Regions from separate parts of the Homo sapiens genome. Here region 1 is linked to region 2. Evidence: chromatin contacts called from ENCODE Hi-C or POLR2A ChIA-PET data. All regions are on one chromosome and are shown on one strand. The core of a region is the stretch at or near the end of the contact, and the rest is flanking DNA. Distances in the headings are between cores, read along the strand shown.

The links. Hi-C counts contacts between places; a loop is a spot of excess contacts on that map. ChIA-PET counts read pairs that join two places held with the same protein, here RNA polymerase II (POLR2A). Pooled maps may share reads with other maps.
Region 1: a loop to region 2 is called in a map of adrenal gland, with 4 times the contacts of the local background. The contact joins the enhancer-like site here to the promoter of OR9A2 in region 2. A Hi-C loop is called at or near these places in 6 of 168 maps with a recorded cell type or tissue (B cell, DLD1, OCI-LY7 and 3 more) and 1 of 50 pooled maps. POLR2A ChIA-PET finds 5 or more read pairs at or near these places in 2 of 52 experiments (OCI-LY7 and activated B cell).

The regions. Positions count from the first base shown.
Region 1 is chr7:143,084,138-143,089,892 of GRCh38, reverse strand. No RefSeq gene overlaps it. Among named protein-coding and RNA genes, the nearest start is that of OR6V1, 35 kb to the right of the region's middle. Within about 2 kb of position 4,077, at least 2 of the 41 ENCODE cell types and tissues checked have a DNase peak (open chromatin) inside an H3K27ac peak, as active enhancers do; they include B cell and OCI-LY7, where a contact is called at or near this core.
Region 2 is chr7:143,025,384-143,031,231 of GRCh38, reverse strand. OR9A2 (olfactory receptor family 9 subfamily A member 2) reads left to right here and starts at 4,100. Exons shown (of 1, transcript NM_001001658.1): 1 at 4,100-5,032. The coding sequence starts at 4,100. The coding sequence ends at 5,032. It overlaps LOC105375544 (a long non-coding RNA gene), which reads left to right. Exons shown (of 2, transcript XR_001745395.1): 2 at 1-1,972.

The DNA of each region.
Region 1 (5,755 bases), core at 2,828-5,327, 59 kb before region 2:
TGGCCTACCTTCCTAGATTGGGGAAGTTCTCCTGGATAATATCCTGCAGAGTGTTTTCCAACTTAGTTCCATTCTCCCCGTCACTTTCAGGTACACCAATCAGACATAGATTTGGTCTTTTCACATAGTCCCATATTTCTTGAAGGCTTTGTTCGTTTCTTTTTATTCTTTTTTCTCTAAACTTCTCTTCTCGCTTCATTTCATTCATTTGATCTTCCCTCACTGATACCCTTTCTTCCAGTTGATCGCATCGGCTACTGAGGCTTCTGCATTCATCACGTAGCTCTCGTGCCTTTGTTTTCAGCTCCATCAGGTCCTTTAAGGACTTCTCTGCGTTGGTTATTCTAGTGATCCATTAGTCTAATTTTTTTTCAAAGCTTTTAACTTCTTTGCCATTGGTTTGAATTTCCTCCTGTAGCTCGGAGTAGTTTGATCTTCTGAAGCCTTCTTCTCTCGACTCATCAAAGTCATTCTCCGTCCAGTTTTGTTCCATTGCTGGTGAGGAGCTGCGTTCCTTTGGAGGAGGAGAGGCTCTCTGATTTTTAGAGTTTCCAGTTTTTCTGCTCTGTTTTTTCCCATCTTTGTGGTTTTATCTACCTTTGGTCTTTGATGATGATGATGTACAGATGGGTTTTTGGTGTGGATGTCCTTTCTGTTTGTTAGTTTTCCTTCTAACAGACAGGACCCTCAGCTGCAGATGTGTTGGATTTTGCTAGAGGTCCACTCCAGACCCTGTTTGCCTGGGTTTCAGCCGTGATGGCTGCAGAAGAGCGGATGTTGGTGAACCGCAAACGCTGCTGTCTGATCGTTCCTCTGGAGGTTTTGTCTCAGAGGAGTACCCAGACGTGTGAGGTGTCAGTCTGCCACTACTGGGGGGTGCCTCCCAGAAAGGCTACTCGGGGGTCAGGGACCCACTTGAGGAGGCAGTCTGCCAGATCTCAGATCTCCAGCTGAGTGCTGGGAGAACCACTACTCTCTTCAAAGCTGTCAGAGAGGGACATTTAAGTCTGCAGAGGTTACTGCTGTCTTTTTGTTTGTCTGTGCCCTGCCCCCAGAGGTGGAGCCTACAGAGGCAGGCAGGCCTCCTTGAGCTGTGGTGGGCTCCACCCAGTTCAAACTTCCTGGCAGCTTTGTTTACCTTATCAAATAACTAACTCGGCAATGGCGGGCACCCCTCCCCCAGCCTCGCTGCCACCTTGCAGTTTGATCTCGGACTGCTGTGTTAGCAATGAGCAAGACTCCGTCGGCATAGGACCCTCCAAGCCATGTGCGGGATATAATCTCCTGGTGTGTCGTTTTTTAAGCCCATTGGAAAAGCACAGTATTAGGGTGGGAGTGACCCGATTTTCCAGATGCCGTTCTATCACCCCTTTCTTTGACTAGGAAAGGGAATTCCCTGACCCCTTGCGCTTCCCAGGTGAGGCAATGCCTGCCTCACCCTGCTTCAGCTCGTGCACGGTGCACTGCACCCACTGTCCTGCACCTACTGTCTGGCACTCCCCAGTGAGATGAACCCAGTACCTCAGTTGGAAATGCAGAAATCACCTGTCTTCTGCGTCGCTCATGCTGGGAGCTGTAGACCAGAGCTGTTCCTATTCGGCCGTCTTGGCTTCTCTCCCCCCTGTTTTTGATTTTTTGATTATGGCCATTCTTGTGGGAGTGAGGTCATATTACATTGTGGTTTTCATTTGCATTTCCCTGATCATTAATGTTGTTGAGCATTTTTCCATATGTTTGCTGGCCATTTGTATATCTTCTTTTGAGACCAGTCTATTGATGTCTTTAGCCCACATTTGGATGGGACTGTTCGGTTTTTTCTTACTGATTTGTTTGAGTTTGTTGTAGATTCTGGATATTAGTCATTTATCAGATGTATAGATTGTGAATATTTTCTTCCATTCTGTGGGTTGTCTGTTTATTCTGCTGACTGTTCCTTTTGCAGTGCAAAAGCTCTTTAGTTTAATTAAGTCCCAATTATTTATCTTTATTTTTATTGTGTTTGCTTTTGGGTTCTTGGTCATGAAATCTTTGCCTAAGCCAACGTCTAGAAGGGTTCTCTCCAATGTTATCTTCTAGAATTTTTATAGTTTCAGCTCTTAGATTTAAGTCCTTGATCCATCTTGAGTTGATTTTTGTATAAGGTGAGAGAGGAAGATCCATTTTCATTCTCCTACAAATGGCTAGCCAATTATCCCAGCACCATTTGTTGAAAAGGGTGTCCTTTCTCTATGTTATATTTTTGTTTGTTTTGTCAAAGATCAGTTGGGCGTAAGTATTTGGGTTTATTTCTGGGTTGTCTATTCTGTTCCATTGCCCTATTTGCCTATTTTTATACCAGTACCACACTGTTTTGGTGACTATGGCCTTATAGTATAGTTTGAAATCAGGTAGTGTGATGCCTCCAGATTTGTTCTTTATGCTTAGTCTTGTCTTGGCTATGTGGGCTCTTTTTTGGTTCTATATGAATTTTAGAATTGTTTTTTCTAATTCTGTAAAGAATGGTGGTGGTATTTTGATGGGGATTGCATTGAATTTGTAGATTGCTTTTGGCAGTATGGTCATTTTCACAATATTGATTCTACCGATGCATGAGCATGAGATGTGTTTCCATTTGTTTGTGTTGTCTGTGATTTCTTTCAGCAGTGTTTAGTAGTTTTCCTTGTAGAGTTCTTTCAACTCCTTGGTTATGTATATTCCTAACTATTTTATTTTTTGCAGCTACTGTAAAAGGGGTTGAGTTCTTGATTTGATTCTCTGCTTTGTCACTGTTTTTGTATAGAAGAGCTACTGATTTGTGCACATTAGTCTTGTATCTGGAAACTTCGCTCAATTCTTTTTATCAGTTCTAGGAGCTTTCTGGAAGAGTCTTTAAGGTTTTCAGGGTAAACGATTATATTGTCAGCAAACAGTGACAGTTTGACTTCCTCTTTACCGATTTGGATGCCCTTTCTTTTTTTCTCTTGTCTAATTGCTCTGGCTAGGACTTCCAGTACTATCTTGAAAAGGAGTGGTGAGAATGGGCATCCTTGTCTTGTCTCAGTTCTCAGAGGGAATGCTTTCAACTTCTCCCTATTCAGTATTATGTTGCCTGTGGGTTTGTCATAGGTGGCTTTTATTACATTGAAGTATGTCCCTTGTATGCTGATTTTGCTGAGAGTTTTAATCATAAAGTGATGCTGGATTTCATCAAATGCTTTTTTTTTCATCTATTGAGATGATCATGTGATTTTTGTTTTTAATTATGTTTATGTGGTGTACCACATTTATTGACTTGCATATGTTAAACTGTCCCTGCATCCCAGGTATGAAACCCACTTGATCATGGTGGATTATCTTTTTGATATGCTGTTAGATTCAGTTAGCTAGTATTTTGTTAAGGATTTTAGCATCTATGTTCATCAAGGATATCAGTCTGTAGTTTTCTTTTTTGCTTATGTCCTTTCATGAGTTTTGGTATTAGGGTGATGCTAACTTCATAGAATGAATTAGGGATGGTTTCTTCGTTCTCTGTCTTGTGAAATAGCTTCAAAAAGATTGGTAACAATTCTTCTTTGAATGTTTGGTAGAATTCTGCTGTGAATCCATCTGGTCCTAGACTTTTTGTTGGTAATTTTAAAATTAGCATTTCAATCTCACTGCTTGTTATTGGTCTGTTCAGCATATCTAATTCTTCCTTATTTAAGCTCAGAGGGTTGTATTTTTCCAGGAATGTATCAATTTCTTCAAGGTTTACTAGTTTATGTGCATAAAGGTGTTCATAGTAGCCTTGGTTGGTCTTTTGTATTTCAATGGTGTCTGTTGTAGTATCTCCTGTTTTGTTTCTGAATGAGGTTATTTGGATTTTCTTTCTTCTTTTCTTGGTTAATCTTGCTAATGGTCTATCAATTTTATTTATCTTTTCAAAGAACCAGCTTTTTGTTTCATTTACTTTTTGTATTGTATTTTTGTTTCAATTTCATTTACTTCTTCTCTGTTCTTGGTTATTTCCTTTCTTCTGCAGGGTTTGGGTTTGGTTTTTTCTTCTTTCTCTAGTTCCTTGAGATGTGACCTTATCTTTTTTTTTTTTTTTTTTTTTTTTGAGATTGAGTCTCGCTCTGTTGCCCAGGCTGGAGTGCAATCAATCTTGGCTCACTGCAACCTCTGCCTCCTGGGCTCAAGCAATTCTCCTGCCTTAGCCTCCCGAGTAGCTGGGACTACAGGCGTGTGCCACCATGCCTGGCTAATTTTTTGTATTTTTAGTAGAGATGGGGTTTCACCATATTAGCCAGGATGGTCTCAATCCCCTGACCTCATGATCCTCCCACCTCGGCATCCCAAAGTGCTGGGATTACAGGCATGAGCCACCATGCCTGGCCAAGGTGTGACCTTAGAATATCAATTTGTGCTCTTTCAGTCTTTTTGGTGTAGGCATTTAGGGCTATGAACTTTACTCTTAGCACCATTCTTTAACACTTTAACTCAGTGTATTCAAAACATATTCTACTCAATCTCTTCTCTTTTGCTACCAGCATTTCCCCAGTCTACTAGGTATGCAAACTAGAGTCCTTTTCTTTGCATAGTGCAAGAGAGATGGAGACACGGATCAATCAGCACCAAGTCCCTTGCAGTCTTCCTTCCTTCCCTATTCAGTTTTCTTTCACTTCCTTCTTGGCCACCTGCAAAACTTGTCACTGACACTACTAGAATAGCTTCCTAACTGCAGTTTGTACCTTTTCTTTCATTCAGTTCAAATAATCTTAAAAACTTCTGTTAAATTAATCTTTCTAAAGTGTTACTCTGATTGGACCACTTCCCTCAAAAAAAATCTTTATGTTCTTCTCCTGCCTATTGAAGTGAGTAAAAATTCCTCAACCTGGGATTCAGGGCCTTCTACCATGACAACTTGAAATTACAGACTCATCTCCTATTGCTTTCCTATTTATGTACTATACCTCCTAGCCACAGTGGGCTTTTCATTGAGGCTTAAAGATGCTCTGCTGATAGAGCTTTGTTCATACTTTCAACCCCAAATAATGCCTTTCTACAGTGCGTGTTTCCAGCTGTCAAAGGCAAATGCTTTCCTTGAGGTGCATTTCATATAATTCTCTCTACATGCACTATTTTCTAATTCTTCCTAATTAATGTTATAATACACATTTTGAACCCTCAGTATTTTGAGTAAACCTTTCTTATAGAATCTTTTTCACTTTATCTTGCATTATAGTTATTTGCCTACTTGTGTCATGTTCTAATAAAACATAAAGCTCTTAGAAGACTAACTCTTGAAGCACCTAACAGTGTTTTGCATATCACAGATATGCACTAAGAAGCTGATTTGTTCAGTATTGAAAGATGGGCAGCAGTCAGAAAAATGGAGAGAACAGAAAAGATCTAGGTGGGAAAATGGCTAAAGATGTGATCAAGCATTGTGAAAACAGAGAAATGAGAGTGCAAATAGAATATAGTGAAAAGATAGGGTAGCTAGAACAAAGGATTTCTGAATGAAAATGTTGGGAGATAAATGTTGGGAGGGTAAATTGGAGCCATATTGTAAGAAGTTAATTTGGGCTCAAGCCCAGATCACTTACAGTGCAACAATCAATACCATGATGTGCTGCTGGACATTCCATCTGAGCTCTGTAACAGTTTCCTGTTTGAAATGAGGTAAAACCAGGTTTCTCAGACCAATATACTAAGTGAGTAACAGGCAGTCTTTGGATGTGGTTATTTGACTGTGGACTATTGTTTTAAGCTCTATTGTTTGTAGGAGTCAAAT
Region 2 (5,848 bases), core at 2,851-5,350:
GGAATGCCCTCCAGTTTTCTCCATTTTGCCACAAATGACAAGATTTCATTCCTTTTAATGGCTGAATTCTATTCCATTGTATATATACACCACATTTTCTGTGTTCACTCATCCATTGATGGATACTCAAGTTGATTCTATATCCATATTTGTTTTTGAGTTGGTTTTGGTCATTTTTATCTTTCAAAAATTTTCCATTTCATCAGGCTTGTTAATTGATTTCCCTTTTAAGGTGTCTTGTTTTTATTCTCTTCAACTTAAAATTAAAATTTTAATTATGCCTTTGGCTTATAACAGGTCAGGAAAACAAGACCCCTTCTATTACACAGTCTTAGTAATTGTGTGAATCAATACAAAATGTTTGGAGTGTAATTTGGTGCCAATAAAAAGTAATAGCTTCAATACATCTGCATTTGACCCAGACATTCCAACTCTAGGGAATCTTTTTTTTCTTTTTCAGAAATATAATTGTTTATGTACTTACATGTATACGTACTTACTTTACTTACAAGTACATGTTTATGTACTTACAAATATCTAAGAATATTTATAGCATCATTTTTTCATAATTAAAAATGGAAACAACAATGAAAATTAATTAATAAATGTCTATCTAATAAAGAATAGGACATCCACATAATGGAATCCTATGTTAAAAAAAAAAGAGGTAGAGTAATATGTGCTGACATGGAAAGATATATTTTATATGTTGTTAAATGAGAAAGAAAAGGTTGCAAACAGATTTTCACAGCCTTTACGAAAAAGAATATGGAGATACATGCTTGGAAAATTTCTCTAAAATTATATGGCAAGTATTTGGGCTTGGGCAATTTAAGGAATTGGAAGAAAGATTAATCCCAATTTATACCCTTAGGCACCAATTGAAATTCTCAGATTTAACAGGTGTACTTAAAATACTTAAAATGAAAACAAAAATGCAGACAAATGTTTTGTAATTCCTACTTTTTCTGTCTTACTCCAGCATTAGACAGATTTCCAACTTACATTTTGTCAGTTCCTCCAGGTTGCAAACAGAACTGTGTACATAAGCTGTCCTTATGCTCTCTCTACTTTGCAGTGGTCCAGCTGGTAATCAGGGACATGCCATAGGAAAAAAAAAAGTCTGGAAGAATCTTGCTGGAATGCATACAGATGCACATATATCAAGAGGAGTGAAAACCTGAGACAATAGAACAGAATAGAGTTCGATTTAGGGGAGGGACCTCTTACAGTATTCTGTAGGGTCCACAGGACTAAACGCAGGAGCCTTTTTAAAATGAATGAAGGAGTCATCAGGCTTTTTAGAAGATATTTGGTGAAGTTAAGGCTTTGACCAAGACCAATATGCAGACTTTTTTGGGATATTGGTGCATGTTTTAGAGGCCAATTGTGGTGTCTCCTACTGGGGGAAAAGGGTTGATTTAGGCTCCGAATAACTAGAGAAACTTGAGAAAAGCCTAAGATAAACGACAGAGGTAGTTGACTGTTTAGAATCTGAGACATCTGGAAACCTAGACCTGAGGTTTTCAGGAAGGCAGCCCCAGTATTAAGAAGTCCCTGATTGGTAAGATTTCAGGTTTTCCCGTCAAACAAAAACTTTCAAAAGTTCTAAAACTTAATTGGTCAAAAAATGGGAATAACTTAAAGTTTGTTCTGCTCCCACTAGACTGATTGCCTGGGGACTCCCTGAACGTGGGCTAATTAAGAAGTAGTAACTCGGTGATTAAGTACCCTTGGGAAGAAGGGAAGAGGGAGGAGAGGGGAGAGAGAGAGGACCCTCAACTTTGCCCAACACTCATTTCTGGGCTTTTTCCTAAGCTCCTCTGGGAGGACATTTCCCTTCTTCGCCATGAGTGGGGATTGCAGCAACTTGTTCTGGCCCCTGTGCATGGCTCAGCACTAGCAGGACAGGAGGTAGCCTCAGCGGAGCCCTAGAGAACATCAGAAGAGGCGGCGAAGCCCCTCTGTAAAGGTGAGTGTCTTTCCAAGGGGTCTCCTCTATGAAGAAGAGGGTAAAAGCATTTTAGGATGGGACATCCTGGGCCTGCCTATCTTCTAGAACAAAGTCACCCAGATATTGAAGTGTGGGCTAGGGGAGCAGTAGAGTGTATAGGCTCATCTCCAGACCCTTCCTGCATAGCAGAGAGCACTTCCGGCTCCTCTTGGACCCAATGCTAACACAGTCACGGCTCCCTGACAGTCGGTGTCCTTCTCGCTCATGTTTCTTCATCTCGTGCTGGTTATGCAGAGGTTGTGGAAAACCAGAACACTGAGCTTTCCCATCAATTCTGTCCCTGAAGCTTTTTAAACCATTAGTAAAACAGTGACGTAGACAGGGAAGGGGTTACCTAAGCAAGGGAAGGGCAGGAGGGAAAATGGTAATGTGAGGCAGGAAGGAAAACCAACCAGAATAGGATTGAGGGAATGTGGCCCAGGCCCTGGCCAGAACAAGTATTATTTAATCATATATTATCCATCCATCCATCCATACCTCATCTAGCAAAATTTGTCAGCACTACTTATTTTATGTATATGATACATATATCTTATGTATTTAAATATCTTATAAATAAAAAATATATGTATATTTTATATAATATAAGATATATTTCATATATCTTATTTCATATATCTTATATAAATAAGATAAATAATATAAGATAATAATATAATATAAGGTGTGGTAGTTAGCTGTGTGAGTGATGAAATCTGACAGACCTAGGTTCAAATCTTGACTCACACAGCTATTAGTTCGGTTACCTTGTGATAAATTAATACATAATTTAATATATAAGATATATCTATGATATATTCATTTCACATAATGTATCTGTCTATATCTATATAAAAGATATATGATATATATATATAAAATATATAACTACTTAATTTATGTATGTACATTTTATGTGCCAGCCTCAGAATACAACAGTGAAGACATGTCCTAGCCCTCATGGAGTTTATATTCTAATGCCGTTGATAAATAATAAATACACTTAAATTTCCTCTCCTTCTTTCTTGCTTATTTTTTTCCCTGTGACATGATAAGCAAACTAAACTATTGCATATTTTACTTAGGTGTCTTGTGTGTGGTCTAGCCCCCACCTCTTCCTTGAATATAAGCTCCACAGGGCATGGAATTTTCTTTGTTCTGTTCATGACTACATTTGTTTATTGTTAAATAAAGGAATGAAGTAAATAATTAGACATAATACAAGGTAATAACAACTGTTATTAAAAAAATGGAAGTCCAATAATAAGTGTGTCTTTTCTGTTTTGGGCAGAGTGATTGGAAAGAGTCTTTGGAAAGGGTGACATTTGAATAATGGAATGAAGCGACAGGCAGAGAGCCAGGCATCCTTAACAGCTGGCGGTCCCAGATCTATTCCTTTTCTGTGCCAGGTGCCATCTTTCCTTCCTCCCACAACTTTGGAAGGAAAATGGAATTAGAGAAGAATGGATCTGTTCTGGGAAATTATCCCAAGCTCTAGAGTTCTCATTTAGAGATCTTGCTGTTCTGTAAAATGGAGATTTTAAAATCTGGAACAGCAGAGATGTTAGTCTTACATCCTCTGCCTCCTTTCTGCTGGCCCCAAAGGTGGGTCTATGCATTACCATTACAGATGAGAGCTGGGGTTTAAAATTCTGTCCTTTGAACATCATATAAAATGCCTTTGTGTCATCTTGCACAGTTAACCTAAGAGAAAGTAACTCCAGGACCGGAGGGACCTGATTGACTCACCTTTAAAACTGGCCTATTTAAAAGGTCTTAGCCTCTGCCCCCGAGAGAAGGTATATTTAATGGGGAAAAAGGCAAGGAAGGTATTTCACCACCAGTAGAAGAAGATGTCTTCACCCATTCTAGGGGGCTGGTTACACAGGGAAGTGAGAGCCTCACTTGTAGACTTGGGATGACAACATGTACCTCAAGCTATGTATGTGCCGACCACAGTAGCAGGGACATGTCACCTGATTCTCAGGTTGGAAATAGTTTCTTAACCTAATTTTTCTTCCTTCTCTCTTGAGAGCAGGACCATGTGGAGCAATGCCACCTCTCTTTTAATCTCTGGGCTTCAAAACAAGCAGAATCAAGGACTAAATGATGGACAACCACTCTAGTGCCACTGAATTCCACCTTCTAGGCTTCCCTGGGTCCCAAGGACTACACCACATTCTTTTTGCTATATTCTTTTTCTTCTATTTAGTGACATTAATGGGAAACACGGTCATCATTGTGATTGTCTGTGTGGATAAACGTCTGCAGTCCCCCATGTATTTCTTCCTCAGCCACCTCTCTACCCTGGAGATCCTGGTCACAACCATAATTGTCCCCATGATGCTTTGGGGATTGCTCTTCCTGGGATGCAGACAGTATCTTTCTCTACATGTATCGCTCAACTTTTCCTGTGGGACCATGGAGTTTGCATTACTTGGAGTGATGGCTGTGGACCGTTATGTGGCTGTGTGTAACCCTTTGAGGTACAACATCATTATGAACAGCAGTACCTGTATTTGGGTGGTAATAGTGTCATGGGTGTTTGGATTTCTTTCTGAAATCTGGCCCATCTATGCCACATTTCAGTTTACCTTCCGCAAATCAAATTCATTAGACCATTTTTACTGTGACCGAGGGCAATTGCTCAAACTGTCCTGCGATAACACTCTTCTCACAGAGTTTATCCTTTTCTTAATGGCTGTTTTTATTCTCATTGGTTCTTTGATCCCTACGATTGTCTCCTACACCTACATTATCTCCACCATCCTCAAGATCCCGTCAGCCTCTGGCCGGAGGAAAGCCTTCTCCACTTTTGCCTCCCACTTCACCTGTGTTGTGATTGGCTATGGCAGCTGCTTGTTTCTCTACGTGAAACCCAAGCAAACACAGGGAGTTGAGTACAATAAGATAGTTTCCCTGTTGGTTTCTGTGTTAACCCCCTTCCTGAATCCTTTCATCTTTACTCTTCGGAATGACAAAGTCAAAGAGGCCCTCCGAGATGGGATGAAACGCTGCTGTCAACTCCTGAAAGATTAGCTGTTCTGTAAGTCAGTTTTAGGTGGTCCAAGCCTCAGGGTTAATTATTAAGTCACCTAGAAAATTCTAACTCCTCTTTTCTCTTATCCTCTCATTACAAAAGTCAAAGAGTGTGTACAATTCGCCATCACACCATGGAAGTAGATTAGGCTGGTAATAATGAAATCCATTGTCTGTCCAGGAGACTCTCATAGCCTTAGTTCCTGCCTGTTTCCACTGTTGAACATATTCTTGTGATTTGGGGGGGACTAGAGAAAGGAAATGCAGACATTTTTGTAAGAATTCTATTAGCCCAACTCATTTCCTCATAGTCCATCTCTGAAAATGTATTTTCTGGGGAAGGGAGGAAGTGTGGAGGGAGGTGTACTGAGAAAGGTGTCCTAATCAGAGTAGAAAGGTAGAGATGCTCACTTTGGTCCTTCATCACCTGTTGCTAAGTTCTTCCCTATATTTTTGTGCAATTTTTTGGCAAGATGGCCATATGCATTTTAGATATCCTAAAGCTCTTTCTCTCTGCCCCATTGATACTGGAAAGGAAGTGTAACACTGTTTACGTTTTGTCACAGAACCAGTCTAGAATGGCGATATGAGGATTGGAATGCTTCTCATTCAGGAGATATTTGTGGTGTAAAGAAGATAAAAATATTTGAGGATAAAAATGGAGGAAAATTTATTTTTGTTAAGCTTCAGCATATTCCTTTCACTGCCCTTCTTTGTGGTGAGTATAGGGACAGGGGCAAATAAGAACTAAATGACTAATTCTAGAGAGCATCCTGTATTTTATGGCTGTTAAACACAACTATGTCTGTTCAGACT